Linked DNA regions of Homo sapiens: region 2 is linked to region 1. A link is a loop called in an ENCODE intact Hi-C map of the cell type or tissue named here. Cell type or tissue: heart right ventricle. All regions are shown on one strand. Links, peaks and the distances in the headings refer to the core of each region. The heading gives the core; the rest is flanking DNA.

Evidence for each region. Peaks named below come from ENCODE experiments on the same cell type or tissue, not always from the same donor. Only the 100,000 strongest peaks of a DNase experiment are listed, where the experiment ranks them.
Region 2: it touches region 1 in a loop (2.7-fold over the local background); 29 of 110 quality-filtered maps call a loop at or near these places.

Annotation. Positions count from the first base shown.
Region 1 is chr14:59,421,171-59,436,678 of GRCh38, forward strand. No RefSeq gene overlaps it. Among named protein-coding and RNA genes, the nearest start is that of GPR135, 36 kb to the right of the region's middle. In heart right ventricle, for the core only: a CTCF peak has its summit at 7,770; DNase peaks (open chromatin) are centred at 3,740, 4,619, 6,670 and 7,181; H3K27ac peaks cover 5,994 bases.
Region 2 is chr14:59,322,672-59,338,179 of GRCh38, forward strand. DAAM1 (dishevelled associated activator of morphogenesis 1) reads left to right here. Exons shown (of 25, transcript NM_001270520.2): 6 at 221-554; 7 at 1,457-1,567; 8 at 1,680-1,783; 9 at 2,993-3,059; 10 at 3,289-3,406; 11 at 3,839-3,977; 12 at 4,262-4,320; 13 at 7,830-8,017; 14 at 8,538-8,837; 15 at 9,142-9,249. Among named protein-coding and RNA genes, the nearest start is that of GPR135, 130 kb to the right of the region's middle. RefSeq lists enhancers at 7,895-7,944, 8,347-9,155. In heart right ventricle, for the core only: a CTCF peak has its summit at 7,522; a DNase peak (open chromatin) is centred at 10,778; H3K27ac peaks cover 4,463 bases.

The DNA.
Region 1 (15,508 bases), core at 3,063-11,062:
TAATGCCAGGCACGCATTAGCGCGTGGCTACTCAGATGAAGGACAAAGCACCATCAGTTGGAGACATGAAGAGAGACCTCAAGGAAAAAGTGGCATTTGACATGAGTGTTGGCAGATAAGTAAGATTTTGATATATAAATGTATGTGGAGAGAACACTGGAAACTGAAAGAAAATAACATGAATAAAGGCAGATAAGCAAAGCAAAGTGTCTATATGGGTAGTTCAGATTTCACTTCCCTCAATACTGCTTACTAGCCATAATACTTATCTGAATTCTTACCTGTAATTTACCTGAATTCACCAAGTAGCTGTTTCCTCATTTTTAAATGGGTAAAATAATGCCATCATATGCTGTGAGGATTAAACAATAATATATTTTAAATGTTCATTACAGTGTTTAAGACATAGTAAATGCTCAATAAAAGTTAGTTTCAAGATAATTGGTTGGAATTCTAGGTAGATGTAAGAGAGTAGAAAGTAGGTTGGACCCATATTGCAGAGAACCTTGTGTGGGATGAGAAGTTGGAAATTCCACCGTAAGCAGTAAGGAATTACAGAGATTTTAGAGTAAGAAAGCGACCTCATTAGAGTTCCGCTGGACAGGAGCATATAGAATGGGATAAAATTGGATGAGTCTTCAGAAGGCCATGTAATTAGTCCTAGGGAAAGGTAATGAGGACCTGAGATAAGACAGGAAGTATAGAAATTAAAATGAGGAGTCACTTCAAAAGGCTTTATAAAGGTGGGTGATGCGGATATAGTGACTGCTTACATTTTGGAGGCAAAAGAGAAGGCAAACTTTTGAGCCTGCATAGCTGGGAGAGTAATAATGTCATTAGCCAGGAAGAATGAGCTAAGAGGAAAGATAATGAGATAATACTTTGGCTCTGAAGAATTTGGGGTACCTGTGAGGCATGTGTGTGAAGATGTCTGGTGGACAGAAAGGACAATAGAGCACGGAAGAAGGGTCCTGGCTAGAAACTCTGGAGTCACCCGCCAAGAACTATTGGTGGAAGCGAGGGGTGGGTGACACAGATCCTTACAGGAGCATTGAGACTGCTGTAAAGAGGAAGAGAACCAGGAACTGAGATGTGCATGAGACCAGTCCTGCGTGTCTGAAGAGGTTACCAAGAGGAAAGCCCTTCATAAACTGTCAAGTACTGCAGAGATTCAAGCTGATGAGAAGCAGAGGAATGAACAGCTGCTTTGGAGAAGGCCACAGGGAGCCCTTTCCTGAACCAACAGTACCACTGTGATTTTTGGATGGTTCTCATAACCAGTCAAATGGATTAATCACACTGCTAGTCCCTTGGGTAGGATGTGATGGCAAAGGAGTCATGAAGCCAAGCTTTTTTGACAAGAACATTTGCTCTTGAATGCTTCAAGTAACTTGCTGGTCATTCCAATGTTCTTGATTATGTCAACTGCTTTTTGAGTCTGTACGTTCAGCCATTTATCCAAATTAAGTAATGATCCCTGGGGGCTTCGATGGCAAGGCATTGGCATGGGAATCAATGGTGCCATCTACTGTCCTTTTCTTTGATAGAAACAACTTCGGGAATAAACTCCTTTTCTCCCATCACACATTTAGCATCTGGTCTTTTAAAGTATAAATAGTTCCACATTTTAAAGTTTTTAACCAGTCAAAGGATGGTTAGTAGCACTGGCCCCTAAGTGCTAGCAAGATTTTTCTGATATCTCCCCAGATGGTTATTTGGGAGGTCAGAACCTGAGGCCCAGAAGTCAGGGACCATAAGGGAAGGAGGTCACCATAAGGGAAGGAGGTTACAAGTGTCAGGCGCTGGCACCAGGCTTTCCAGGTGCCAGTACCTGACACTTGTAATCCCAGCGATTTCCCACAAGGGCTGTAAGACTTTGTTACTTTATCTCCAATTTTCAGACAAGGACTAAGAAAAGTTAACTAAGGTCAAATGCGAGCAAGTGGCTGAGCTAGAAGCTGAATCTTGATTTGCCTGACTCCTGTGTTTTTTCTACTAAGTAACTTCTGCCGGATTTGTGACAATTCTTGCAGACATTTACCCCGTAGTTCGCGAGCATCAATCCTCAGACTACAGCTAGTGGGGAAGCTGCACTTCATGGCATTGGATCTTTTATTTTTTTCTTAAACCATTTAGCACTTCAGCATTTATGCTAAATTCATCATGCCATGTGTTTTTCTGGATACATTTTATTTTCAAATGCTTCTATGATTGAATTAAAGAAATCAATTCCTATTTCAGTGTGACTATTTTTCCTATACTCTTCTTAGATGAATCTGTGACAAGAGAAGGGTTAAAAATCAATTTCATGTCAGTGAGCGGGTCATTGTTATTAGTACTTTTTAAGTACTTTGATATAACTTTGTTTTTTTGGAAGTGGGGTCTTGCTGTGTTTCCCAGACTGGAATGCAGTGTCATGATCATGACTCACTGCATCCTCGAACTCCTGGACTCAAGAGATCCTCCTGCCTCAGCCTCCTGAGTTGTTAGAATTACAGTCACCAGGCACTGTGCCCAGCTCTCTATATATTATTACAGAATATTATTTCATAAGCAAAATTGCAAACATAAAAAATTGAAAGTGCTTAGCAATAATAAAGCTCCATTCTAGAAATGTAGAAATTATTAAAAATTGTATATTTTAGTTATTCATGGATAATGCAAATATAACAGCCATTTTGTGCAAAATATATGATAAATCAGAGTAAACTTAAGAATGTCCATGTAAATTAATTTAATAGTTTTCATGCTTTCCCCAAATATGCTGAAAAGGTCTCACTTGCCCTAGGGAAGTACATACACATAAAGCATGCCTTAGTGAGGTCTGCAGTTTTGCTAAAATAAATCACTACTTTCCAACATTAAGGGGAAACAGTAATTTATAGGACTGCAGTGAATACAAGTTTTTTAAATTATGGTCTGTCCTAGGGGAAAACTACCCCTGTACAAATGTATTTACAAGAAAATAGTTGGAAAAGTTTGGAAGCCTGCGCACTGTGGCATAATCTTTTATTACCATAATTATTTGCCTAAGTTAAGGTGCTTATCAGACTTGATCTCAGCCCTAACAAAATTTGAAGTAGTAAAATAGCATTCAAGTAAGACCTACATCATTACAGCAATATCCCTGATTCTTCAGATTTGAGGAGCGCTAAAGTTTTCTGAGCTCTTTTATCATACTGCCTCTCCAATGAGGTTCCTTACCTAGAATAAATAAGAAATTAAAATATACTGATTTATAAGCCATTTGACAAGAGTAATTTGTAAATTAGGTTGGACCTAAGGATGAACTATGATGGTTTTATTGAGAAGATTACAACTAGTGTCCAGTCTCTGTAGGGAATTTTCTTCCCTCTAGCCAGAGCACATTTGAAAACTTTTCCTTTTATGGCTTTAGTTAAAGAAGAGAGTTGACCTCTACACAAACTCTCATGAGCACACATAGAGTTGTGTGGGGTTTTTCTTTTCTGTCACCCCCCATCACTTCATATTTTAGACAACCTAGGCCGAGGGTCCCCCATGTTCATCCCTTTCCTGCTGAGACCTAGGTCTCTTTGGAGCAGACTCCTTCCCTAGATTAATCCCATTGTCTGACTTTTCAACATCCCACAAAGGGCTGCTATGTCCTAATCAAACAAACAAACAAACAAAGAAAAAACACACATGGTTACATGGATTGGAGCCACTTAAAGTTCACGTTCTCGGACTTCTCCCCTCCCCTTGCCCTAGAGCTGTCCCATGGGATGCCCTTGGCAGCCTTCTCTTCCATCCTCTTCAAAGGCTCCACCTCCCTCAGACCCAACCACCTCCCTTCATCCCTATTCTCAACTGACAACTTCCCCGCTCACAAGCTAATCTACTCCTCACCCACCTTCATTCCTTTTTTTCCTTTCCTTTCATTCCAGGGGACAAGGCTACTCCTACCACTTCCCTCAGGAATCTTGTTCCATTAACTATTATCTCTCTGGTATTAATGTTCTATCTCTCCTTGATTGATTCTTTCCCTTAGCAGACACAGACCCTCTTGGATTTCCTGCCACCTCCCTGGTCCACATCTTGGGCTGACGGTCCTTAAATGTAGGTGGTCCCAGGCTGTTTTTGAAGCTCTCTTCTTTTATTACTCTCTATACTTTTCTTTGATATCCCCATATTTACCCTGTAACAGTCAGGATTCAGTCAGGAGATGGAACCACACCAGTTATGTTAACTGAGATAAATTAACATGAAGAATTGTTAACTATGTATAAAGTTGTTAACTAAGTAACCCAAAGAGTGAAAAGAAAACTCTAAGACATGGCAAAAGTAGCACCTGCAGGAAGCAACTCCACCTCTAGGGCTGAAAGGACAAAGGAAGAAGCTGGAATTACTAAAACCAGAATGTAGAAAAGAGACTGCCTAGTGAGGGACCCAGACCTTGGAAGAGGGGACATAGTTGGTCACTGCTAGTGTCTCTAAGCGGGGGTAAGAGGAAGCCGGTTTTGCAAGTGTTAAAAAAAAAACTACACACTGGCCCCAACAGCTGTTACTGGAATGATCTGCAACTGCTGGAGGGAAGCAGTGAGGTTGCAGGGAGACTCACATCCTGTCCTCCCTCCAGCCCTGCAGCTTCCCTCTATTAGCAGAGCCTAAGAAAAAGCCAAACGGTCAAGCAGAAATGAGGTTTGCAGAGTCCTAGCTCCAGCATCAGAAAGCATGTATGGAGAGCACATTTGGAAGAAAATATAAAAATGGGCACAACTCCACAGCCTCAAATATCACTGGAAGGGGCCGGGCACGGTGGCTCATGCCTGTAATCCCAGCACTTTGGGAGGCCGAGGCGGGTGGATCATTTGATGTCAGGAGTTCGAGACTAGCCTGGCCAACATGGTGAAACCCTGTCTCTACTAAAAATACAAATATTAGCCGGGTGTGTAATCCCAGCTACTCAAGAGGCTAAGGCAGGAGAATCACTTGAACCTGGGAGGTGGATGTTGCAGTGAGCCGAGATTGTGCCATTTCACTCCAGCCTGGGCAACAGAGCGAGACTCCGTCTCAAAGATAAATAAAAATAAATAAATAAATAAATAAATAAATAAAACCACTGGAGGATTCAACAATCTGTTTCCCTAGCCCAAGTTTCTCTCTTGAACTCCAGGCTTTTTTAACCAGCCTCCTGTTGGAATATTTCTTTGCATGCCCTATGGTTACTTCAGACTCATTATGTTCTAAATTGCTCTCATTACCTTTCTCTTTCCCAGCCTGTCCTCTTCTTCCACCCTGCTCTCTCCATGTGAATGAGTACCACCGTTATGTCTTTATGAAATGCATAAATGTTATTTCATCAGTACACCTCTGGCCTTTTGCGCTCAAATTGAATCAATCATTAGAGCCCTTTCACTTCCCTTAATATCTCTCAAATCAGTTCCCTCCTCTTCAGTCCCATTTCTACTCTCTTAGTCTCTACCCCCTGTCATTTCCTACCAGATTAAAACATCGTCTACTAACTGGTCTTGCTGTCTCACATTTTACTCTGCTGCCATACTCTGGGCTCTAATTTCCTGACAGTGATCCCCTATACAAGCAGAATGATCTTCCTTAAATGCAAATCTTGTCACCCTGCTCCCTGCCTAAAATCCTTTACGGGCTTCTCCCAATCTTCAAAATTCCTTTCTCTTTGGTATGACTTAGAAAGTTGTCCAGCTTTAATTCTAGCCTCTACTTCTGTCCCCACCCTCTTTCCTCATTTCAATCCAAATTCAATCATCTGAGCATACCGCACTACCTAGCTTTCTTCAGCCTTGCCATGTTCTTCATGGCCTCTGCATGTTTGTACATCCCCTTGCCTTTTCTGGGTTGATCTTCCTATTTCTCACTTCTGACCCTTCTTCCCCTTTCTAACTTTTTTCCACCCTTCAAGATTGAACACAAGTTTTAACTCCTAGGGGTATTTTCTCTGTCTCAGCCCTCATGCCCGCCCCTGGTCTGTCAGGGTCTCTCCCTTGAGCCCCCACACCCCTTCATGTTGGGCTTCTTGGGGCTATTCCTGAGTGGTTAGGAGTGAGAGTTCTGAAGCCAGACACTGTGTTCAATTTCCAGCACTTCATATTGCTGTACGTGTGACCTCGGGAAAGTTATTTAGCCATGCCACCCTCAATCCCTGCATATGTAAACCAGGGCTTATAATAATACCTTCTGATAGGTGGTTATGAAGATTAAATGAGAGATATGCAAAAGCCCAATTCCAGTTTTTGATCATTCTTTTCAAAGTGTCTCACATAATTCTCTGGCTACTGGTACATGTAGATTATTAAAACCAGGGCACAAATTGATAGTGCACTGCTTTATCACAACACTGCTGTTCTGCTAAAACCCTCAGCCACATTTATCTCAGAAGGGCCAGGACCAGATGGACACTATCATTGACTTGAGTCTATAATTATTTGGGGATGGGCTCAAGTCTTGCATTTTTGTTTTTTAAGATACTAGGGTCTTCCACTCTCTTTAGGAAAAAGAGCGAATGCTTTGCCAGCCCTATTATCCTCTGACTGGTGTTAAAGCGCATTTAGTGGGAATGTCATTAACTTTTTCATGGGAAAGATGAAATTGGCCAGCACCCTGTTTCTCCCTTCCAGTTTTGCTGTGCTCCTGGCTGTGCCTAGAGAGGGAAATCCAATGAAGCGTGAGGTCAGGCAGCCCAAGCTCTTCCCCAGGGTGCACTCAGCCAGCAGGCCTCGGTCCTACCTTGAGGCAAACACTCCTTCTAAATGTTTATTTATGCTTTTGAACCCAAGGTCCAATGGGAACATGAAACATATGATTCCAAAAGAGATTACCCCCCACGGATTTCTTCTACCACACACAGAGAAAAGGAAAACCATGTATAAGCCAATAGTTGGGAACTTCTCCAGAGAGCTTCTGACCGCCATGTATGAAGCCCTTAAATATAGCTGTGGGGAGAGCAATGCCCAGGGAAGGCACGTGGACAGAATGAAGGCGCAGGCGTGTATTTTGTTTTAATTTTCTTTTCACCAGACCTATCCTTGACTTTTCACAGATTTCCCCAGCCGAAGAATCAGGATGGATGATAACATGGGAGAAAAATGTTCCACTGTGGCCAATCTGTGTTCCTCCGGAGAGTCACTTATATGCACGTGGATGGGCAGCCGGGAGCCCTGGTTGGACCATGAAGCAGCTGGGGAGGTCAGGCTGCTCCCTGGGAGCTGGGATGGAGTGACCTCTGTCTTTTGGTTCTCTGGCTTTGGTCCCACAGCAGACTGTCACCTCAGATGGCCTCACTGAGTCAGAATGAGTTACTGGCAAGTTAGCAACAGTCAAGCTATATGATGTCCTCCTGTGTCCCCCTCTGAGAACACTGAGAGTCTGACACTCCTACTGCTAGGCTGTGAAAATGACTAAGAAAAATGTAGTAGGGATGGCTTTTTAAAAAGCATGACAAGTTTTTTAGCCTTGCTCAAAAAATACCTCTCCTTAAGGAAAAAAAGCAAGAGGACCTGAGCATAGGCGTGGGGGTGGGAGGGAGCTAAAATACTAATGTCTCTAGGGGAAGTTGCCTTCAAAGGAATATAGGACTGCAGGGTGACTCATGTTCCCTGGAAATGGTTTATGTTCTAATACTGAATCTGTAGAATCACAAAACCAGATTGTATGCAAGCATTTTGCACATGTTCATCATCATTGTTACATGTCACAAGTATATTACTTTTATAACAAAAGTCTTATAACCAAGTTGTGTCTTTACTTTTTATTCTTCCACACTGCAGCTCCCCCTGCCTGGCATGTAGAAGGATAATCAGAGTGCTGGTCCTGCATGAAAGGAAGCTATCACAAACTATTAATGAGAGATGTTTGAGCCATTTTAAAATTGGTGAGAGATAAAATTTTTATTTTTTAAAATTAGAGTCAGCTTGTAGTTATTCACTGTAAAGAAATAAAGAAAAACATATAAGCTTAAATAGTTGGCTTTCGAATATATTTTATATAAATATATTTGAGTGTATTTATTTCTACTTCTGAATATAGTTTTCATCTAGGATTTTGGGAAGCCAAGTAATTTCCTACAAACTAAATGAAGTACATTGACTTCATACCTTTAAAAAAAACCCAAAAAAGGGCCGAGCGCAGTGGCTCACACCTGTAATCCCAGCACTTTGGGAGGCCGAGGCGGGCGAATCACGAGGTCAGGAAATCGAGACCATCCTGGCTAACATGGTGAAACCCCGTCTCTACTAAAAATACAAAAAAATTAGCCGGGCATGGTGGCAGGCGCCTGTAGTCCCAGCTACTCGGGAGGCTGAGGCAGGAGAATGGCGTGAACCTGGGAGGCGGAGCTTGCAGTGAGCCGAGATCGTGCCACTGCACTCCAGCCTGGGCGACAGAGCGAGACTCCGTCTCAAAAAAAAAAAAAAAAAAAAAACCCAAAAACAAAACAAAGAACACTCTGTTTAAACGAAATTGCTCAGAAGCCCTATATGTAAAATAGGTATAAATGGAGCAGCTTTGGTTGAAGCAGAAATTACAGGCCTTAAGCCGAGCCCTCTTGGCTGTCATGTGCACCTCATAGCAACACAAAAGGTGCTCTGGAGACAGCAGTTTACATAAGAAAATGAACACACACAAAGATGTTCACCATCATTAGCCACTAGGGAAATTCAGATGAAAACCGCAATGAGATATCACTGCACACCTATCAGAATAGCTAAAATAAAAAAGGGTGATGATACAAATACTGGCAAAGATAGGGAGAAACTATGTCACTCGTGCACTACTGGTGGGAATGTAAAATGGTATAGCCACTCTGGAAAGCAGTTTGGCAGTTGCTTAAAAAGCTAAACACGTAACTATGCAACCAAACAATTGCACTCCTGGGCATTAATCCCAGAGAAGTGACAACTTATGTTCACACAAAAACCTGTACGCTAGAGTTCATATGAGCTCTATTTGTAATAACCCCCAAATGGAAATAACCTAGATGTCTTTCAACAGATGAATAGGTTAAACTGCAATACATCTATATGATAGAATACCACTCAGCTATACAAAGAAGCCAATTATTAACACATCAAACCTGGGTGAATCTCCAGAGGATTATACCATGTGAATAAAGCTGATACCAAAATGTTGCATACTGTATGATTCCATTTATATAACATTCTTAAAATGTCAAAATTATAGAAATGGACAAAAGATTCATGTTTTCTAAGGGTTAAGAATGTGGGAGGGAAGTGGAAATGGCTTTAAAGGGCATGAAGGATTGTGTTGGTGATGAAACGACCTGTATTTTGTCTGTATCTACATCAATATTCTGGATGTAATAGTGTACCATAGTTTTGCAAGACGTTGCTATTGGTAAAACTGGGTTAAAAGTACATGAGATTGGCCGGGCGCGGTGGCTCACGCCTGTAATCCCAGCACTTTGGGAGGCCGAGGCGGGCAGATTACGAGGTCAGGAGATCGAGACCATCCTGGCTAACATGGTGAAACCCCATCTCTACTAAAAATACAAAAAATTAGCCGGGCATGGTGGTGGGCGCCTGTAGTCCCAGCTACTCAGGGGGCTGAGGCAGGAGAATGGCCTGAACCCAGGAGGCGGGCTTGCAGTGAGCCAAGATTGTGCCACTGCACTCCAGCCTGGGCGGCAGAGTGAGACTCCATCTCAAAAAAAATAAATAAATAAAATAAAATAAAAGTACATGGCGTCTCTGTATTATTTCTTACAACTGCATGGGAATCAAAAACTTTTTCAGAATAAAAAATCTATAATAATATTTTAATCCTAAAAAGATGATCTCTCGAAATCCTGTGTTCAACTGTAACTTGGATGTCACTTGTTTCACCCTGTTCAGACTGATTCATGCATCACTCTAGTGATGGCAGTGTGCCCTTCAGACAAATGTCAGGTTACAGGTGAAGTTCAACTTCCCTCCTTCTAATCCAGTAAAAAGCACTTACTTGAGTTAATATCATGAATCAATGAAGTATTCAGTGCTGGAAATGAACCTACTGTTTTGTTTTGTTTTTTTTTAAGTTCATACCTCCTCTGAACTAGATAGGCATTTAAGTGATAAAGCAGAGGAAGCAAGAAGGAGATATCAATGAGAAATGATTGGTTGGTTGGATCATGGCATGTACCTACCTCACTTCAAAAAGTGATTTAGGATATGTTATTTTAAAAATACGTGTTCTATATTGTGGTAGGCCGAGTGGTAGTCCTCCAAAGAGGTCCATGTCTTAATCCTCAGAACATGTGAATATGTCACCTTGCATGGTAAAAGGAACTTTGCAGATGTGACTAAGTTAAGGATCTTGAGATGAGAGATTAGCCTGTATTATGCAGGTGGGCCTGATGTAATTGTAAGGTTCCTTACAAAAAGGAGGGAGGAGTTCAGAGAGAGGAGAAGAGAATTTGTTAAGGAAAGCAGATATTGGAATGATATGGCCATAGCCAAGGAAACTGGCAGCCACTGGAAGCTGGGTGAGGCAAGGAATATTCCCTCTGAAGCCATCAGAAGGAATCAGCCCTGCTGACACCTTGATTTTAGCCCTATAAGATTCATTTCTGATTTCTGACTTCCAAAGTTTAAGAGAAGAATAAATATGTGTTGTCTTAAATCACTGCATTTGTGGTAATTTGTTACAATAGCAACAAGAAATTAATTGAAGGAGAAGAAAATAAAGAGGGGAAAATATGATGAAGCAATAGCTTACTCTTTCTTGTGTCTAATTTTATTGAAATACTAATTTGAAAGCAAGATTTACTTCTTATAAACTCTATGTAGACTGTGCACTTGAAAGCTTACCAAACAAAACAAAAACAAAAAAATCAGTCAACTCGCGTAGCGAGACATTGTATAATCTCTAATAATTAACTTTTTTGTACTCTGCCAGTAAAAAAGCTCATATTAGAAATTATTTTTAGGTCAGGTGCAGTGACTCACATCTGCAATCCCAGCACTTTGGGAGGCCAAGATGGGCAGATCACTTGAAGCCAGGAGTTCAAGACCAGCCTGGCCAACATGGTGAAACCCCATCACTAATAAAAATATGAAAATTAGCCAGGCACGGTGGCCTGTAGCTACTCAAGAGGCTGAGGCAGGAGGATCCTTTCAACATGGGAGGCAGAGGCTGCAGTGAGCTGAGATCACGCTACTGCACTCCAGGCTAGGTGACAGTCTTGACTCTGTCCCCCCCCGCCCCCCAAAAAAAGAAAATGTATTAAGCACGTCTATCGTTTGTCATAGTCTCAGTAAGAGTTAAGCTCAATATTATCTCTTTATTTCCATTTTAGAAAACCAAGAACCAAGTAAATTACAATAAATTATTTAGAGCTTGGCATGCATTTCTCTATTCTTTCTCTATTTCATATTTTGAAGGCAGCTTTTTTTCATAACCTCTGGCATCATTCCCTTTACATTTAAATCATCACCATTCATTCATTAAACAGGTAATTACTGCTATACATAAATATATATACCTATAGATACATATACACACATATAAAAATACACATATATGTACATATACATACACATACATATAATAGGAATTAAATTACTCCCCTTATTTATAGTAGACGTGTGAGAACAGTGAAGACACTGATTTTCAAAAAGGCGAATTCCAGAACATGATACCTCTCATGGCCTAGAAAGTCTTTAGGATGTTGTTAAACAGTGGTTTGGGAGCATTTAGAAAAGACGTATGGCCCGGAGTGGAGTGGCTCACGCCTATAATCCCAGCAGTTTGGGAGGCCGAGGCGGGCGGATCACGAGGTCAGGAGATCGAGACCATCCCGGCTAACACAGTGAAACCTGTCTCTTCTAAAAATACAAAAAATTAGCCGGGCGTGGTGGCGGGCGCCTATAGTCCCAGCTACTCGGAAGGCTGAGGCAGGAGAATGGCGTGAACCCGGGAGGCGGAGCTTGCAGTGAGCCGAGATCGCGCCACTGCACTCCAGCCTGGGCGAAAGAGCAAGACTCCGTCTCAAAAAAAGAAAAGAAAAGAAAAGACGTATAATCCTTAGGAGTCAGCAACATGGTTTCCTGATGGCTTTTAGAATGACAAATCCAGATAGAGTTGGTATTCACCTAATATAAGAGCTTTGGAACCTTCTCTTGTCCCAGTATATGCCACATCCCACAGGCTCCAACTGGCATAGGACTGTGTTTCAGAGAGTGCCTATTAGCATGTGAATGACTCGAGAAGAAACAATGTTCTTGCCAAGATTACATACGTATGGCTTAAAATATAATTACAATATGCTTTTAAAATATGCCACACATGTTTACAAACCACAGCACATCAGAGTATCTCTCTGAGGTCATCTAACTCAGCCCTACAGAATCCTTCTACAGCATCTACTTGAATATCCCTAGAGAATGGGAATCTATACCCTCCCTGTTCAACCTATTCATTAGACAGTTAATTTATATAGAATAAAACTCTGACCTTAATCTGACATCAACTCATCGTTCATCTGTAAATTAAAAAAAAAAAAAAATCCTGGGTTTTTTTTTTTTTTTTTTTTAAGATGGAGTTTCGCTCTTGTTGCCCCAGCCTGGAGTGAGTGCAATGGTGCCATCTTGGCTCACTGCAACCTCTGCCTCCCAGGTTCAAGCGATTCTTCTGCCTCAGCCATCCGAGTAGCTGGGATTACAGGCATGCACCACCATGTCCGGCTAATTTTGTATTTTTTAGTAGAGACGGGGTTTCACCATGTTGGTCAGGCTGGTTGTGAACTCCCAACCTCAGGTGATCTGCCCACCTTGGCCTCCCAAACTGTTGGGATTAAGAGTGTGAGCCACCACGCCCGGCCCAATCCCGTCCTCTTTTAACACGTGAAGATAGTATAAGGCTATGTCAGACCGTTCTTGCATTGCTGTAAAGAAATACCCGAGACTGGGTAATTTATAAGAAATGAGATTTATTGGCTCACGGCTTTGCAAGCTGTCAACTGGAAGCATAGTGGCATCTGCTTCTGGGGAAACCTCAGGAAGTTTCCAATCATGATGAAAGGCAAAGGGGGAGCAGTCACATCACATGGCAAGAATAGGAGCAAGGGCCGGGGGAGGTGCCACACACTTTTAAATCATCAGATCTCACTCACGATGGTGAAGACAGCACCAAACCATAAGGAATCTGCCCCCATGATCCAAACATCTCCCACCAGGCCCGCTTCCAGCATTGGGGATTACAATTCAACATGAGATTTGGGCAGGGACAAATATCCAAACTGTATCACAGGCCCTGCTTCCAAAATTTTTTTTTTCCCAAGTTAAACATACATTTTTTTCTTAACTTTCCTTCACAGGTCATTTTCCAGGCAGATCTAGCCATACTAATCTCTGCTGCAAATTTTTCTAAACCAATTTTATAATGTATTGCTCAGACCAGGACAAATACTCCAGATGTCATCTGCCACAACAGGTTATAACAGTTATGAAGGTAATGCTCTGTATTCATCTGTGTGGCAGGAAATCTCATTAGCTTCATTGAAATAATTACACCAAATTATGTTCTTTTGTATCTTTTTCCAAGTAATCATAAAAAATGTTTTATAGAAAAAAATGTAAGGATTAAACGCTGTGATACTCTAAAAGAGATATCCTGCCACATAGATACTTAGGTTATTGTGTTGGTTCAGCCAGCTGTGACTCCACCTCACAGTTCAATAAAGAGCCAGCATCTCTCCAGCCTCTTCAGAAGGCTGCGCTGGAGGACTTCCAACCATGCTAGTCATGGTACATTATAGGTATGGCATTCCCCAGATGCAACAAATCAATAATGAGGATAATTTGGCCTGTCTTACAATTACTGAACTACTTTTTTGACTCCTAGCGATAACTTCTTTTCTAATGTTCTTCCACCATCTGTTTAAAATGAGCTCTTGAATTTTTCTAGGACATGATATCATCTTATAGGATTTGACCTTTTGAAAATCTGGATGAGGAGGTGTCTCCATTTTCCTAACATCAACTACCCCCCAACAGTTTTGAAGATTATATATAGCAGTTCTGAAAGCATCTCCATATTTGTTCATCACCCTGGGATAAAATTCATCTGGACTTACGAATTTGCACTAAACTAAAAACAACCAGAATTCAAAAGAACTCCCCTGCCTGCCAATGACTTAGTGTCACATGATAACTGTGGCAGAAGGGGATCTGCAGTCACTAGGCTCTTTAAAGATACAACAGAGCAGCGTTGGTGGTACAAAGGGCTTCACAGCAAATGGCAGTAGATAAATCTGCTATTGTATCTTCTGATTATTAAGATAATTAAGATAATTAACTTTATTTGGGTTACTACGCTAGGAATTATCCTATTTCTTCATAACATGAGTTGTTAACTTTCTTGTTACCATTGAAATAGAATGCCACTAAGGCAGCTACCAGCATTTGTCACAAACATGAAACTAGCTCCTAAAATTTTAGGCCTTAAATATGGAGATAAATTTAGAAGACATTGTAGTATCTCCCCAACATCAATTTCAATCTCTCCTTTTGTATAGGTTGCATTGGGTGGGGTTGACTTCACTCCCAACTCCAGGGGTGCCCCCAGGTTGCTTTGAACTCAATATGCCACAAAGATTGATTAGGGATGGACATATGACTTAATGCTGACCATCAAAGCAGGATTCAGGACATTTTTTCCATGGCTTTGAGGGGAAAAGCTACCTCCTTCCCCTGGCTGCTATCTCACCCACCTATTAATCCAGAGGAAAACCAGTTTGAAGATAAACTCTACACATGAGAGAGACCAGAATTTACACAAAACATAAGTAAACAAAAACACCACACTCACATTGAAACAGGGTCCTTGATCAAAATAAATCTGAAGCTTACACTACTATGGGACCAGTCTTTCTCAAAGTTCAATAGAAGAAATAAGCCCTAAGATATACATTGCATGCAATAATGTAGCTTCTGTCCTATGCAACTGGAATGGTACTAAGTATGTCCTATCCTTGGGTGAACTGAGAAAAGTTACTCAAATTACTTTTATGTTCTGTGGTTCAAATGAGGAACTCTGGTTGCAAAAGCAATTTGACTCTGCAGTTGGGTGTACTGATAAGTCAGCTTTATTGTTTAGGCTAGTTAGAGTTGGGGTTTCCATTTCTTACAGCTGAAAGCTTCCTAACTAGTATAACGATCAATCTTTCTTGCACTCCCATCTGTTGCTCTGAATGCAATTTCAACAAAATTACTGGGAAATTTTCAAAAAAATTACCAGAAAATCTGGCTCAGCAGATGCAGAATTCTGTAGGTTATCTGCTGTATCCTCACTTGATTCATTTCTCAGACATTCAAAAATGCTGAACAATGATAAAAGGGTCAATCCATAAGGAAGATATAACAATTATAAACAAATATGCAAGTAACAGGAACTGAAAATGCATGAAGGAGAAACAGACAGAATGGAAGGGAGAAATAGACAATTCAACTATAATGGATTATATACCATTATCACCATTATATACCAGTTATCCTAGGAATGCAAGGTTGGATTAACATCC
Region 2 (15,508 bases), core at 3,731-11,730, 98 kb before region 1:
TTTATCACAAATGGAGGGGTTTTTTTTCACACTTTTGGTTAGAACTGACTATTGGGTCTGTGCCAAGGAAGAGGCAAAGAATTAAAAAGACTTCATCAATGTAAGCCTTTTGGCACTTTAGGAACTAAATCTTTCTTTCCCCTGCCCTCTAGACTTTTCTGTTAGGGGCTATTATAAAACCCAAAGGCACTTAAGCATGGTGCATTTCTCTTCATGACAGGTTTGTAACCAGATTCATCGACTTGGATGGCCTATCATGTATCCTCAACTTTCTAAAGACCATGGACTACGAGACCTCAGAGTCTCGAATACATACTTCTCTCATTGGCTGTATAAAGGCGTTAATGAACAACTCTCAAGGCCGGGCTCACGTCCTGGCTCATTCTGAGAGTATTAATGTAATTGCTCAGAGTCTGAGCACAGAGAACATTAAAACGAAGGTGGCCGTGCTGGAAATCTTGGGCGCCGTGTGCCTGGTTCCCGGGGGCCACAAGAAGGTTCTGCAGGCCATGCTGCACTACCAGAAGTATGCCAGCGAAAGGACCCGCTTTCAGGTGGGTGTTCGCTCAGCCTTCTTCACTCACCCCTTCTTTAAAGTCTGCTCAAACACGTGCTTTTCCTGTCCCTGAAAGGGGAATGTTACTTGAGATGTCCTCTTGTGGTGATTACTCACAGTGTGACTTTAAACATTCCCTTCTTCTTAGGTTTAAGAACCAGAGAATAGAGTATACTTTCAATAGTTGATGAATCTGGGCCTTTAGATTTGCAGAACTTGAAAATGTGGTCTTGCATCCTATATGTCATATAGCACACATCTTTTGAACCCACCAAACTGGGTGTTCCCTGAAAATTTTACAGCTTGCCATTCTTGAATTAGGATCAATATTAATAATTTTTCATATTTCACTATATTACTTGGATGTAAAAAGCAAGCAGAGATAATGAAGCAAAGGCTTTTGTATACATGTATGTATGATGTAAGAATTTTGAAATTAGAGTTTTTAGGACTGTTCTTAAGGAGAAAAAGGGTGGCTTTCTATGGGTCAGTGTAATCCTGTCTAAACGTAAGATTTTAAAAGTTAACTTTTTGGTGGCTCACACCTCTAATCCCAGCACTTTGGGAGGCTGAGGCAGGCGGATCGCAAGGTCAGGAGATCGAGACTGTCCTGGCTAACACAGTGAAACCCCGTCTCTACTAAAAATACAAAAAATTAGCTGGGTGTGATGGTGGGCGCCTGTAGTCCCAGCTACTCGGGAGGCTGAGGCAAGAGAATGGCGTGAACCCGGGAGGTGGAGGTTGCCGTGAGCTGAGATCATGCCACCGCACTCCAGCCTGGGCAACAGAGCAAGACTCCGTCTGAAAAAAAAAAAAAGTTAACTTTTGAGTATAAAAAAATTCATAAAATGAGCATAAGGTTAGTAACGTTTCAGTCCTTTGTTTTTCTATTTTTGATAGACATTAATTAACGACTTGGATAAAAGCACTGGGCGGTATCGAGATGAAGTGAGTCTCAAGACTGCCATCATGTCCTTCATTAATGCAGTGCTCAGCCAAGGTGCAGGAGTGGTAAGAACCTTCTACAAATTAAAAATATATTAGTAAATAATAATTTATAAAAAGTGATTATTATGTAGTCTAAAAACCACAAATATGTATTTTATTGCCATTTTACTTTCAGGAGAGTTTGGACTTTAGACTTCATCTTCGCTATGAATTTCTGATGTTAGGAATTCAACCTGTAATAGATAAATTAAGGGAACACGAAAATTCAACATTAGATAGGTAAGTCAGACTATTATGATGTGAGAAAGTTTCTGTGTTTCCCATCTGTGTAATGCAATACCTCATCAAGTGCTGGCCTGTGGTTACTTGTGCCCTGTCTGTAACATAAAGAGCTTGTATCAGAATGTTAGTTCAGCTAATGATGTTTTCATAGTAAGACTTTGTTGATGAGGGAAGCAGCACATTATGTAGAGAACTTAATGTGGGTTTTAGCATTAGACCTGAATTCATATCCTATCCTAGTCCTGCCTCTTATTCCTGTGTATCCTGGTGAAGTTACTCAATTTTTCTGAATTTTGCTGTTTTTATAACTGCAAAAGATAGTGCTGGTGGTGATGATGATAATGACAGTGATTTTCCAGGAATGATGTAAAAATTGACTATAAAACCTATGGAATTACTTAGCCCCTTTGATAGGCATTCTGTGAATGTTAATTTCCACTACCTGTTCATTTCATCGTTTGCTATCATTTCACTGAGTCTAAGCTATCCCAACTTGCTTTCAGAGCTTTTCTCTACCACGGCTCTCCTCTCCTGTATATTCATATACTCCAACATGCTCTTCTTCTTGATATTCTGTGAACACTCTTGCATCAGTGCCTTTGCGCTTGCTGTTTCCTCAGCTTCAAAAGATCTTTCACAGATGTCCAAATTGTTGGTTCCCTAGTTCCCTGGAGAGAGACCTGTTCTAACCACTGTGTGTACATTATTCACCTCATCTGCCATCATTTTCTATTTCCTTTACCCTGATGTGTTTGTCTTCATAAAATGTATCCTGGGTGTGTAGAATACATAGTAGGAGCTCAATACATATGTGACTGAATAAATGAATGGCATGATCATTTCTTTTGTGATCTTTAATTCAGCTGGAAGTTAAGTGTAGGTATATGGGCATGTTTTTCCATAAAGGGAATCCATAGTGGAATCTGAACTTGATTGTTTTTAGATTTAGTTTTAATTTAATAATTGCCTACTGTATGCTAGGCATCGTAGACTTTTAAATTTTTCTCATATTGTGATCTGTTTCGCTCAGGTGATGTCTTTTTTTCTTAGAAAGAACAAAGTTGAAGCTTTCAAATTTTGTTACATTGTTCCTTTTTGAGATATCTCTGAAAAGTCAGGAAAAACCATGATATTAATGTCCTCAGTCTTATGCACCTGTGTTTATAGGATGTTCTACTTAATAACTTTTCTTTCATTATTTTTCAGGCATTTAGACTTTTTTGAAATGCTCCGAAATGAAGATGAACTAGAATTTGCCAAAAGATTTGAACTGGTACGTATGCTTACAATTATTCTGGTTTGATTCATCAGTTCACATTATTTCTGTCTGTAATGTGTGTTGTAGAGTCCACATGGACTTTAGGGCAACCTAAAAGCAAACTCAAAGCTCTATTTTGTTTCCTAAGTGGCAGGATTAGCTTCTGTTTGCTTTGAGTTTACTTTACACTGGGGAAACTGAGGAACTTAGATGTTTGATTTGATTTCTTTTTCCTGTGAAATAGGTTCACATAGACACAAAAAGTGCAACTCAGATGTTTGAGCTGACCAGGAAGAGGCTGACACATAGTGAAGCTTACCCGCATTTCATGTCCATCCTGCACCACTGCCTCCAAATGCCTTGTAAGTGTGTTCGTGACTCACATGTGTGCTTCTGAATGTTTGGACATTGTCCTAATGGGTTCTGGCTCCTGCACAGTGCTGATTACATTGGGTGCACACCAGGGATTCCAAGCCTTGGTTTTATGACAGCCAAGTATGTGTGTCTACATGGCTTAAAGGGTGTTACAAAATTTTTTAAATGAAACAAATTAAAATTTTGATTTTAAAAATAAAAAATATGCCTTACAACCTGTTCAGAAAGGGGTAGAGGGTACCTCTCAATCAAATAAATGATCATTGCATGTCAAAATTCCATAACTTTGGGAAGCATTGGTGCAGATGTTATAAACATCTCTGGTTTGGTGGCTTTAAAGGGTGACCACCATTGACAAATATTCATCCTAGCTTAGAAACAACTTGAAGATTTTTTTTCACTATTCTTTTCTTTTTTAGACAAGAGGAGTGGCAACACTGTTCAGTACTGGCTACTACTAGATAGAATTATACAGCAGATAGTTATCCAGAATGACAAAGGACAGGACCCTGACTCCACACCTTTGGAAAACTTTAATATTAAGAATGTCGTACGAATGTAAGTCTCTTCTTATTCTGCTGCTGTGAGATAATGGTGACAATGTAAGATATTTATTTTATCCTACTTCAGAGTAACAGCTGGGAGAGCTGAAATGTTCTAGGGGTCAAATATGAGTTACTGTACACATGCACTATAGCTAAGTAACATCTGGTCTTAAATGGGTTTCAAGCATGCACTGAGGATTTTCTCTGCAGTAGACTATTTTTGTACCTGGGGAGAATGCAGTTAGCAGTGGACCTTTTATATTTTTTGTAATAAATGCTCCTTGAACTCTTACACAGGTTGGTTAATGAAAATGAAGTTAAGCAGTGGAAAGAACAAGCGGAAAAAATGAGAAAAGGTAAATAATGAGGCCCTGATAAGAGGCTGTGTTATTGGTTATTGGGTGACCTTGATTTCCATATATTTTGGAAATTTACATTGATGTTTCTTGTTAGCTTGGTGCAGGCAGCCTTTCTTTTTCCATCTTTTAAGGGCATTTTGCACTGAGTTTCTTAAATTGAGCTATTTTAGTTGTCATACTGATTCTCAAATATTTTATCCTTTTATTATAATCATGTAAATGTTTTGAAAAGCTTATAGCATTTGCTGTTCAGTATTCCTTAAATCAAATTTTCTTAACTACTAATAATTCAAACCCTTCCCCTACTCCGTCATGGCTCTTTAAATCATACTGGGTTTTAAGAAATGTAATAAGGGACTTGAGGAATTATCCAAAATTTTAAAAGAGAAGAACAGGTCACTTGGTTTCTTTTTTTTTTTTTTTTTTTTTTTTGAGATGGAGTCTTGCTCTGTCACCCAGGCTGGAATCAGTGGCGCCATCTCGGCTCACTGCAAGTTCCACCTCCTAAGTTCACGTCATTCTCCTGCCTCAGCCTCCCGAGTAGCTGGGACTACCGGCGCCCGCCATCACATCCGGCTAATTTTTTGTATTTTTATTAGAGATGGGGTTTCACTATGTTAGTCAGGATGGTCTCAATCTCCTGACCTCGTGATCCACCCGCCTTGGCTGCCCAAAGTGCTGGGATTGCAGGCGTGAGCCACCGCGCCCGGCCTACTTGGTTTCAATAACCCAATTCTGTCCATGACCTTGATTTGGTACCAGTTATAAAAAGAGAAGTCATTCAGAAAATCAGTGACCATTGCTGAGATATGTGTTACGAAACATTAGCTGGCCAGCTATTAGTGTGTATTTGAATATGTCTTTGATATTATCTCTTAGTATCAAATGATAGGAGAGACATTTATGTCCATCAGTGTACCAGCCATACAGAGAAATGTATGTAATTTTCCTTCCTGTTTTAAAATATTAACAAATTGAAGTTGGCCTCTTTGTGGAAATAATCATACTGCCAGCTACCATGCTCTCACCATACTGGTTAACTGACTTCCTTTTCCTTGTCCAAGTTATTCACTCACAGCCAATGAAATACAATAGCATTCACCCCAATATTTAATGTGCTGAAAAGCAGGTCCCAGAGATGCCTAAGCATTTCCTTTTCTCTCATCACATTTCCACTGAGCAGAAAAGCAGGGCCATAACTGATATCAGAAAATACCAATTGTGAACTAACTACTGTTATGTTACGAGTTCCTCATATGTATTCAGATTGCTCCCAAATAAGTGACATTGCACATGCATTTTAAAAAATAAATTTCAGAAACTGCTACAAAAATGATAGAAACATTGACTAAAAATCAGGGTAAAGAGATTAAACCAAAGAGAAAATAGTCAATGAGTGGATATTTTAGGAATACACTCTAGAGCATGGAGACTCAAGTGTGCAGGTTGAGGAGAGCACTTAGGATGTAAGCTTTCGAGTCATTCATTCATTCGTTCATTCAGTGAATACCTGTTGAATGCCTGTATGTGTCAGGCACTGTGCTGAGCTCTGGGTCTGAGTCTCAGCTCTCCCCCTTTCTCACTGTGTGGATGGGCTAAGTGATTTCCTCTCTTCTCCCCCAGTCTCGACCTTTGCAACCTGAGGATTAATCCTGACTCACAGCGTGGTTGTGAAGATTAAATGACAAAACAAATATAAGATCATTAGCATAGTGTCTGGCACATACTAGTTGCACAATAAATGATAGCCACTGTTGCAGGATTTAGGTGGCTGAGATGGTACAAAAGAAAATCACCAATGTCAGTGGGAGGAACAGGTTGTTTTAGTGTTTTAAAGTGAAATGATGGGTAGAGTCTAAAAGAGGAAAGATTATAGTTAAATGTTAGTTTTTTTCTAGAAGCTTCAGGTGGCAAAATTGTATTCAAGAGGGCATATTTTGTTAAAATAGTCCAAGGGTAGAAGTGATAAGGAGACAGAAGTTCTGTGGACCTAAAATGTAGAGAATATTTGGGGAGAATTCTCTTTAGGGCAGCACACCCAGGAAGTGCTCAATAAAAGCTTAGTGACTGAATGGTAAATAGATACCATTTGTGGAGAGAGTCATTTAGGCTGGAGCTTCCCAAACCTGGCATACATCAGGATCATCTAAGCCCTGTAGTCGACCTACAAAATAGACTTCTTGGAATAGTGTCTGGGGAGTCTTGAAATGCTGAAAGTTCTCAGGTAATTCTGAGACACAGCCAGCTTCATCAAAAGCTAATGACCAGTGAGAGGAAGGCAAGTTTCTAGTCCTGAAATTGTGAAAGAAGAATGAAATGGAGATAAAAGAAGGAAAATGGGATATAGAGAGGTCATTTTTGGATGTATTTCTGGAGAAGTTAGGGAGGCAACAACAGAGTGGTAGAAGTGGATTGCTGACAAAATCCAGGGATTTTAGTGGCTTGAACTCCTCTCTGTAAACTCTAATTTGGGGGAACTCAGGAGAGAGAAGGTCAGAGACAGAGAAAACAAGAATTTAAATGTGTTAGCAAATTCAGAAATAGAGACCAGCTCTATTAGTATAGCTCGGCCCCAGTGGGTTATACCTCTAGTGGATTTATTGATATAAAAAGAATAGGAATTGGGGACATGTATTTGAAATAAAAATCCGCAGCCTAAACTTTGTTAGTTCTCTTTTCCAAAACTCATCACTCCTTTCAGCAAGCTTGTATTCATTGGCAATGTGAATATGCATTATGCTGAATTGGATGCCCTGTTTTATTATAGCAGGATTGAGGAAGTCAGTAAAACTACAGCTAAGAGTCAATATTTTTCTCCCCTGTGTTACCATGATTTTCGCGTTCTACTGACCCCACTCCCCTTAAGATATTTAATACTGAGATGATAACATTTGCTTTCATATGCCTTAATAATTGTTTACTGAAAGCATAAAATACTTCAAGTAGCCTTCTGAGGGGAGATGGGAGAAGTGATTCCATCTGGGGACAAACCCTGGGTCTGACAGCAGCTCTTCCTCACAGGTGAGACCCTCCCTTCCAGCCCTTCGGCTGGTTGGATGTGAGCTGGCAAACCTAATTCATAAAAGCTGAACTACTCTTTGTCTCACTTCTAATTTGTGAAAAGAGGCCATTTGAATATTTATTTTTTTCCTTGTATTGCTAAAGGACCATTTTAATGACAAGATTCTGAATCAACTACCAAACAGTTACCATTCTCCTCCACAAGAAGTCACTCAAACTTTTGTTCTGTGTTTAGAACTGTGAGTGTAGGCTCTCTTCTTCAGTCTCTTACGTAGTTAATAATAACATTGTTCATCCGAAGCCCACTCCAAGCACAAACATCATTTAGCCTTTGAGTTGCTCCCTTTGATGGAGAAGAGGAATAATATTTACCTAATAAAGATCCTCATAATCTCTGCCATCATCCTCAGTCAATTTTCTTTTAGAGAAAATGCTTCAGCTTTGAAGACTCTCCTGTTTTCATGTCCAATTGTTTTCTCGTGTAGAGCACAATGAGCTACAACAGAAACTGGAAAAGAAAGAACGAGAATGTGATGCTAAGACTCAAGAGAAGGAAGAGATGATGCAGACCTTAAATAAAATGAAAGAGAAACTTGAAAAGGAGACTACTGAGCATAAGCAAGTCAAGCAGCAGGTGGCGGACCTCACAGCACAGCTCCATGAGCTCAGCAGGGTGAGGTCTTCCGCTCAGCTCACGGGCAGCTGCCAAGGCCTCACTGACCCTAGAGCCCCTCACCCTTAAGTAGAGAACTTCATACTGGGGGAATAAAATCTGAAATGGCTCATGATTCATCACAATTAGGAGACTCACTCCCTCTGCTATCATGTAGGCAGCAGAGGCTGTTTGGGGGTGCATTTTTAAATACTGTACAAATCTAAGAGCAAAGGAAATTGCATTAGCTTCTTAAAGTGAAAACTGACTTCATGAAAACCAGACTGTCTGTGATGGTGCAAGAAGTGAGAGAGATATGAATGCATCCCAGACAAGTACTTGAGTGTCAGGTACAAAAGGTTGATGCACTGGAGTCCATAAAGGCCCAAAAGAGTCCATTCGACTTTACCGATCCTTTAAACATTCTCAGAAGGGTGAATTTCTCTATAATAAACATTTTAGGCCAAGTTACAGACTCTTAAATCATTCAATGAATTTACTTCTTCCATTGATCTTTCTTTTCCTATTTTTATCTTTTCAGAGGGCCGTCTGTGCTTCAATCCCAGGTGGACCCTCGCCTGGAGCACCAGGAGGGCCCTTTCCTTCCTCTGTGCCTGGATCTCTCCTTCCTCCCCCACCACCCCCACCTCTACCAGGTGGGATGCTTCCCCCTCCACCGCCTCCCCTCCCTCCAGGTGGCCCTCCTCCTCCCCCAGGGCCTCCTCCCTTAGGGGCAATCATGCCACCTCCTGGTGCTCCAATGGGCCTAGCACTGAAGAAGAAAAGCATTCCTCAGCCCACAAATGCCCTGAAATCCTTCAACTGGTCTAAACTGCCCGAGGTGAGCCATTTGTTCCAGTTTTCCCTTTAATGGATAGCATTAGCAGCTCATTGTGTTATCACTGAAAGGGAAAACAGCCCTGGCTGTTAAATGATTTCATTTTCTAATGTGGACCAAGAGTTCTCACTAGCTCAGATATTTAAGTGATAAAGCTTCTGAAATAAATGACACATTGTTTGAAACCCGTCACTTTGAGTGTCTGGTAGACTGAAAAATTTGGGATAGAAGCACTTTTTAAATAACCATCCCTGTTCTTTTTATGTATAACTGTAAACTATAGCACTTATTACATTGATGTTTCTAGAACAAACTGGAAGGAACAGTATGGACCGAAATTGATGATACAAAAGTCTTCAAAATTCTAGATCTTGAAGACCTGGAAAGAACCTTCTCTGCCTATCAAAGACAGCAGGTAACAGCATATGCCCTCCAGACACCAAAAAGGTAGAAAAATCATGTCTTATGCATGATCTCTGGCCCATCAGCCATGGCCGTGATGTGACCGGCATATGAATTCTAGGCTGTTGGATCTACCCTGTGCATGTCCGTGTCTCCGTCCAAGTGCCTGTTAGTTGTATGTGAACAGTCGAAGATATATAAGCTCCTTGTTAGGGAGTTTCATATCTGGTATATGTCTAAGACCTTGTCTCTATTGGTGTAAAGAGTTTTGTATGCTGTCACTTGTATTTAGTCAAAATGGTTCACCAGGAGAAAGTAGAAGAGTTAAGTAACTTAAATTGTCACCCCACAATGTTTGTATCTAAAGCTATTTTGGTTCATCTGAATTTTTTAAAAATACATATCAAATGGTTACCATTTGAAGCAGAATTCTTTGTGAAATGGATGGAATTTTTAGAAGTATGGAGGTTTTTAAATGACTATAATTTGGCCAGTAGATGGAACTTAGGAGTTTTTACTATATGTCATGAACAGAAGTGGGGTTGTAAAGACCGAGCAAGTGGGGAGATGGTAATGGTGCAAATAGGACCAGAGACGCTACTGAAAAGTGAGCAAAGCTTTTGTAATAGTAGCAAAAACATGTGATTTGGTGCCTGCTGGCACTCCACATTGACAAGGCATCACTATGTGAGCCCCAGTCACATCTGTGTGGTACCTCTTGTTCTTCAAGAGGGCATCGTGATACAGCCTCTTAAAGTTAGACCAGAAGAGAACACAGCAAGGTGGCCAGGTCTGGAGAGTTTCAGAAGAAAAAAGAAAAGGTGGAGTAGGATCCCAAATAATCAAAGCCTTGAGAAGAGAAAACTTGAGTCCAGTAGTGTGAGAAGAAAGATTCTTAAGTATGACTGAAGAGGTGGAATGATGGAGAGAGCAGAGTTCATCCTAAACAGGAACACACGAATGCTGGGCCTCTTACGGGGCTTTCCTTGGGCTTTACTGAGAGGCCCTTAACTCCCAGATGAATCATGGGTGGAGCATCCTTAAACAAGCAGCAGACTTCCTAGTTGGTTTCCTTGGCTTAGTCCCCAAGAAAGAGTGTATCAGAAAAGAAATACTGAGCACCAAAAGAGTAGATGGACTCAGGCTAGGGGGAGAAACAAAAACTAAGGGTTTCTTGTTTCATTTTGTTTTGTTTTTCAAAATGGCCTTTGATACATCTGAAATGGGGGGGAAAAGCCAATATTTAAATGAATATTTTTCCTTAAGAAAGGGAAAGCTTTTCTGCAATGCCTTTTATGCTACTTTAATAAAATACAAAAATAGAGGCGGTTGCCTGCCATAGTGACATGAACCCTTAAAACAGGAGCCCTCAGCTGCCCACCCCTACTGTAAGTAGAAAGGCAAACTTGGGCAATGCTATACACACCAAATAAGGGAAGATGAAAAAAACACAATGAAGATAAGGCATTGGCCAATAGAAAGCAAAACAATTTATCCTTCAAAGGACAAAAGTTGTCTTTAGAGTCCTCACGTGGCAGGGACTGTGACCAGACTCATTCCTGATTGGCTGCAACATGCTGCCTCTTTCTCTGTCTGCTGTCCTGAGAAGGTGTCTCCTTGGCCTTGACATGGAATCTTGATCCATTTTAGCAAATTTCCTGATAATTCAAATAATCTTCTAACCTGGCTACATGTCCCATTGCTTTCCCACTTCAGTTTTGATCGCTGATACTGTTCCATGCTGGTTGCCTAATATGAAGATTTGAGAACGTAGAGAAGTAAATTAAAGGAAGGAAAAGCAGCAGTTGTTCCAAATGATGCTATTCAAGTCTGAGCATGTGGGTTGCATTTATTATAAAGGCAGGTGGTTGAAAGACCTAAGTTTACAAGACTCATAATTAACTGGCTTTCAGCAGAAGGTGCAGAAGGATACTGCCAAAATGCTCTGGGACAAATATGTGGACAGTTCTCAAGAGCTCTGGGAGACAAGATTGCAGAAAGCCTAGCAATTGGGTAATTGTCTCCTAGCAACCAACACTGTTTAAGTAATCAGTATGCATTCCAGTCAGGAGAGTCCAGAACATTTCAGTTATACTTAACACTAAGTAGACCAGTAAGTAGAATCAGTTGTGACCATATTTTCAATAGCACTTCCTGGAGAAACATTTCAGCATACCTGATCAGCTTGAGTAATTCAAGTAGGTTTTCTCTTTTGGTGCAAGAATTTGAAATGAGAATTTTTTAACTGTAAATATATTTTCTAAATAAGGATAATTTGAGCCATTTTATTGAAATTACTGAATTCTGATAGAAAATCCAAAGATGTGGACACTTTAGTTGGAATATATAGGACACAGTAAAGAAAATGGGTTGCCTGTCATTAAATGTCCCCTTATCTCATGACCAATGGAAATACTCAAGACCTATGCATTTTCATTTCAGTCTTGGCAGTGCATTATATAATTCACTTGAACTGCTCTCTTTTCTACTCGCAAATGAATACTCGGGATCTATTTTTTTCCATGATGTCTCCTTTTTCCTCCCTCCAGAGTCATGACACCCTGTTCAAACTCTCTGGACTTCAGCCAGTTGTTTGGCTAGATACAATTCTCAGAGAGGCAAAGGAACATTACAAAGGTAATGGCATGAATACCATTACCTGTATGCATGCAACAGGAACCCTGCACAGAGTAAGATTTTGGAAAAATCTCAGTAGTGTCGGATTAGTATAATTTAGATGAATACTGAGAAATGACACTTAGGGGATATATACAAACATAAGTGTATATGCACACACATATATGCTTACACATATCTGCATAAAATATATCCAGTTGATGTGAGGAATCATTAAAATGAGAACTTATATTGTCTGCTTTGTATACAAAGTACTTCAAAGGATGAAAATGTGTTAAATTTTTGCACAGGCCCACAGTGTAACTTACAGTATAAAAGCAGAGATGAGAAAAAGCTGTAAATAACTATAATATGGACTACAAGATGATAATATTAAGCATCCATTACATTCCTGATGCCAAGTATGATATGCACAGTTCCCAATCTCATCAACCTTAAGATTTAGTTCTCAATGGAGCTCTTATACTTATTTTCTTCCTTAATGCTCACCCCCAACTCTATGAGTAGATATTCATATTTTATAGATAATAAAAACATGGCTTGGTGTGTATTTAGTAACTCCAAAGGGACATAATTCCCAATTTCACTTTGCTCTTCCCCATGGTTTTTACTCATTATAAATGTCAGACTTTGTATAGGATTTTCTTTCACTCCAGCTTTAAGAACAAGACTACTCCTATTCAGAATTTTTTTTCAGTGTAAATATCAAAGGTGTGCAGAGCTGATTATGTAAGCTTATGTGCCACATGAAATGGGATCTAATAGCAGGCAGTTATTTCTCCACTCACATTCCAAAAGTTCATTTGAAAGTCAATGTCTTGAATCTCAGGTCCTCTTTTTCTCATTGAAACTACATTATACATGATTTCCAGGTCAGCCACAAAAGACTGATTTAAATGGTAGCACATTGCATAGCAGTACTTTTCAGATACAATTAAACAATATTCATCTCCGTTTTATGGGAAATTTTCATCCCTAGATGCTATAAATTCATTTCTCTCTATCCATACAATTGAATAGAGGGGAAATGAGCTAAAGGCACTACATTTACCTAAAGGGAGTCATATCTCTGTAGCAACAAATTCACAGTTCACTATCTCTTCCTTCCCCCTGATCTTTGCTTGAGGACAGCCCTTCCTTAAGGATCCTATTGTCATCACATTGTAAAACTTCTCAAAGCCTCTACTCTGGGTTAGGAACAAAGAATAACGGTGGTCTCAGGCTCCAGAATCCAACCTCTCCTGCTTATATGTAATACACAAGACATTTTGGGGGCTCCATTTAGAGCATTCAATGATACCTTCTGATTTTTTATAAATTATCAAAGAATTTTCCTTTTTTATTCTCTTTACAATTTTTATTCTATAGGTATAATTTTCACATTGAAAAATGTTATGATTTAAGATATTTATTTCAGTAGGCTTGATCCTTAGCCATGGCACATGAAAACAGAAGAGAGAAATATAAATAGTGGTGTTGTTTTTTTTTTTTCTTAAGACCAAATGTAAGTTCTGTAACTGAGCTTCATGATAAGAGTTAATCAGATGTGGGGTTTTATATAAATATAGTGTTTGAATTTTCCTGGATAGAGATTCATAATTTTTACCAGATTTACAAAAGTCTCAAAAAGATTAAAAACCATTCATGTAAAAGTTATGATTATCTGTGAAGTGTTGAGTCATTATCCCATTGTGGAATTCAATCTATAGCACTATCAGCACTGCTTCCTGAAAATGCAAGTCCCAACTTCCTATTTATACTCCAAGCCCTAAGCTTTATGCCAGAAATTGCCTGGAAAAACCAGACATCCTGTTAGGTGAAGCCAAATATAAGTGATTCTACCACATTTGACCCAAGCCAATTAGAAGTATCTTTTGTTACTTCTCTCTGATTTTTCAGTGAATAAGCTTTCAAAAAGAATGTTAACCTACTTGAAATAGGCCTGGAAGCATCATTATTTCTAACATGCCCCTTTGAATGAAACTCATAAGCTTTATGATTTTATTTCTAATGTGCCAAGTAAAGGACTTTTAAAAGAAGTGGAATCTTTAGGGTAATAATTGAAGAAACTCTTGCTTGGCATTCTTCATCCTCACCTCTAGAAAGAAAATGTATTACATAGTTATTAACTATTACACTTATTGCTGATGGTGGTCACAAATTGGAGATCTTGACCAGCTGTTTTTTCAGCTCAACTGAAAGCAGAGCCAAAGGGGAATAAGTGGACTTGATCATCAGGTTGAAAGATGAAATAATTGTATTACTGTAGCTTCCAAGTACTGAGCTCATACATATGTGTCAGATACCTATGTGTCAGGTACTATACACAACGCATTACGTGATTGTCATGTTTAATCTTCACACCAATCAGTTGTTAATTAACCACATTTTACAGACAGATAGACTGAGCCCCAAGCCACACACCCGGTAAATAACAGTTGCCTGATTCCACAGGCCTCTACACTAGAGGTCAGAAGTCTTAATTTCCTGCCACTGGGAACTCATAAAATAGGATGAGTTGCCAGTGAACTTCAAAAAAGTTTCTTCTTTGAGGGTCAGACAGTAAGAGCAGAATCTCTAAGTTCAACTAGCAACTCTCTCTTTAAGAGAAAAAAAATAGGTTAAGATGACTTCATGGAGTTCACTTCGCCATAGTCTTTTTTGCCCTTGAAAGGAAACTGCTTTTACAGGAAGAGTCCTAAGGAGCTTCAGAGTAGACAACTTGGCAGTTATAACAGAGACAAAAGAAAACTGGGATATCAGAGGAGTATCCATTGTTTTTTAAATGCCATTCTAGAAAAGCAGTCCCCCCTTGTATGGCTAGAGCAAGGGGAGGACACATTCTGTTTCTCACTAGAGGAATTGTGTGAAACAGCTCATCTGTGTAAAATTGGCCTTGGCAGTGCTGCTGAGACCAGTGAGACCTTAAGGAATCTGCTGAGCAAATGCTGGTTGTGCAAGCTGTTGGCCCGAAAACTGGGGCGTGTTTTGCACACCAAAGCCTTATTCATTTCAGCATTGCAAAAATATGCAACGTATGCTGTAACTTTCTCACAGCATGTCAGTTACCTCTTCCTCGTTCCCTTTTTCATTCCAAGTCTTTTCTAAAAACTATTTCCAGAAGAGACTGTTGACCTTGTATGCTTGAACAGTCCTGGGGCAGTTAGGACAGGGCCACGAATGGCTGCACAACACACGTATCACTGATTTTCTCTTAATTGCATGTTCTTTTTCCTCATACCTACCTGTAGCACCTACAGGCATTATTTGCACTTTATAGGGGTGCTGAGGGTTAATATTACTGACTTGAGTTGTTCAACCTGTCTTTTCTCAATCCTTCCTTATAACACAAGATGACAGGAGATTATTTTCATCAAAAAAAGTTTATTTATTTATGTATTTTTGGTTTTCCTATTAACAGTAGGAATAGTTTCCTCAAGTTGATGGGATTGATTTTCTCCTGCTTCAAGTAAAATCATCATGTTGAATAAATGGAGCCAGTGGTCATTTCAAAGAGGATTTATTCCTTTCCCAGCTTGGGTCTTTCTCAGGTGTTTTAAGCCCTGTCTTTTCTGAATTTGATTTTCCACCATTGAAAATTGGGTACAGCAAATGTCATCGTCTTTCTCTACCCT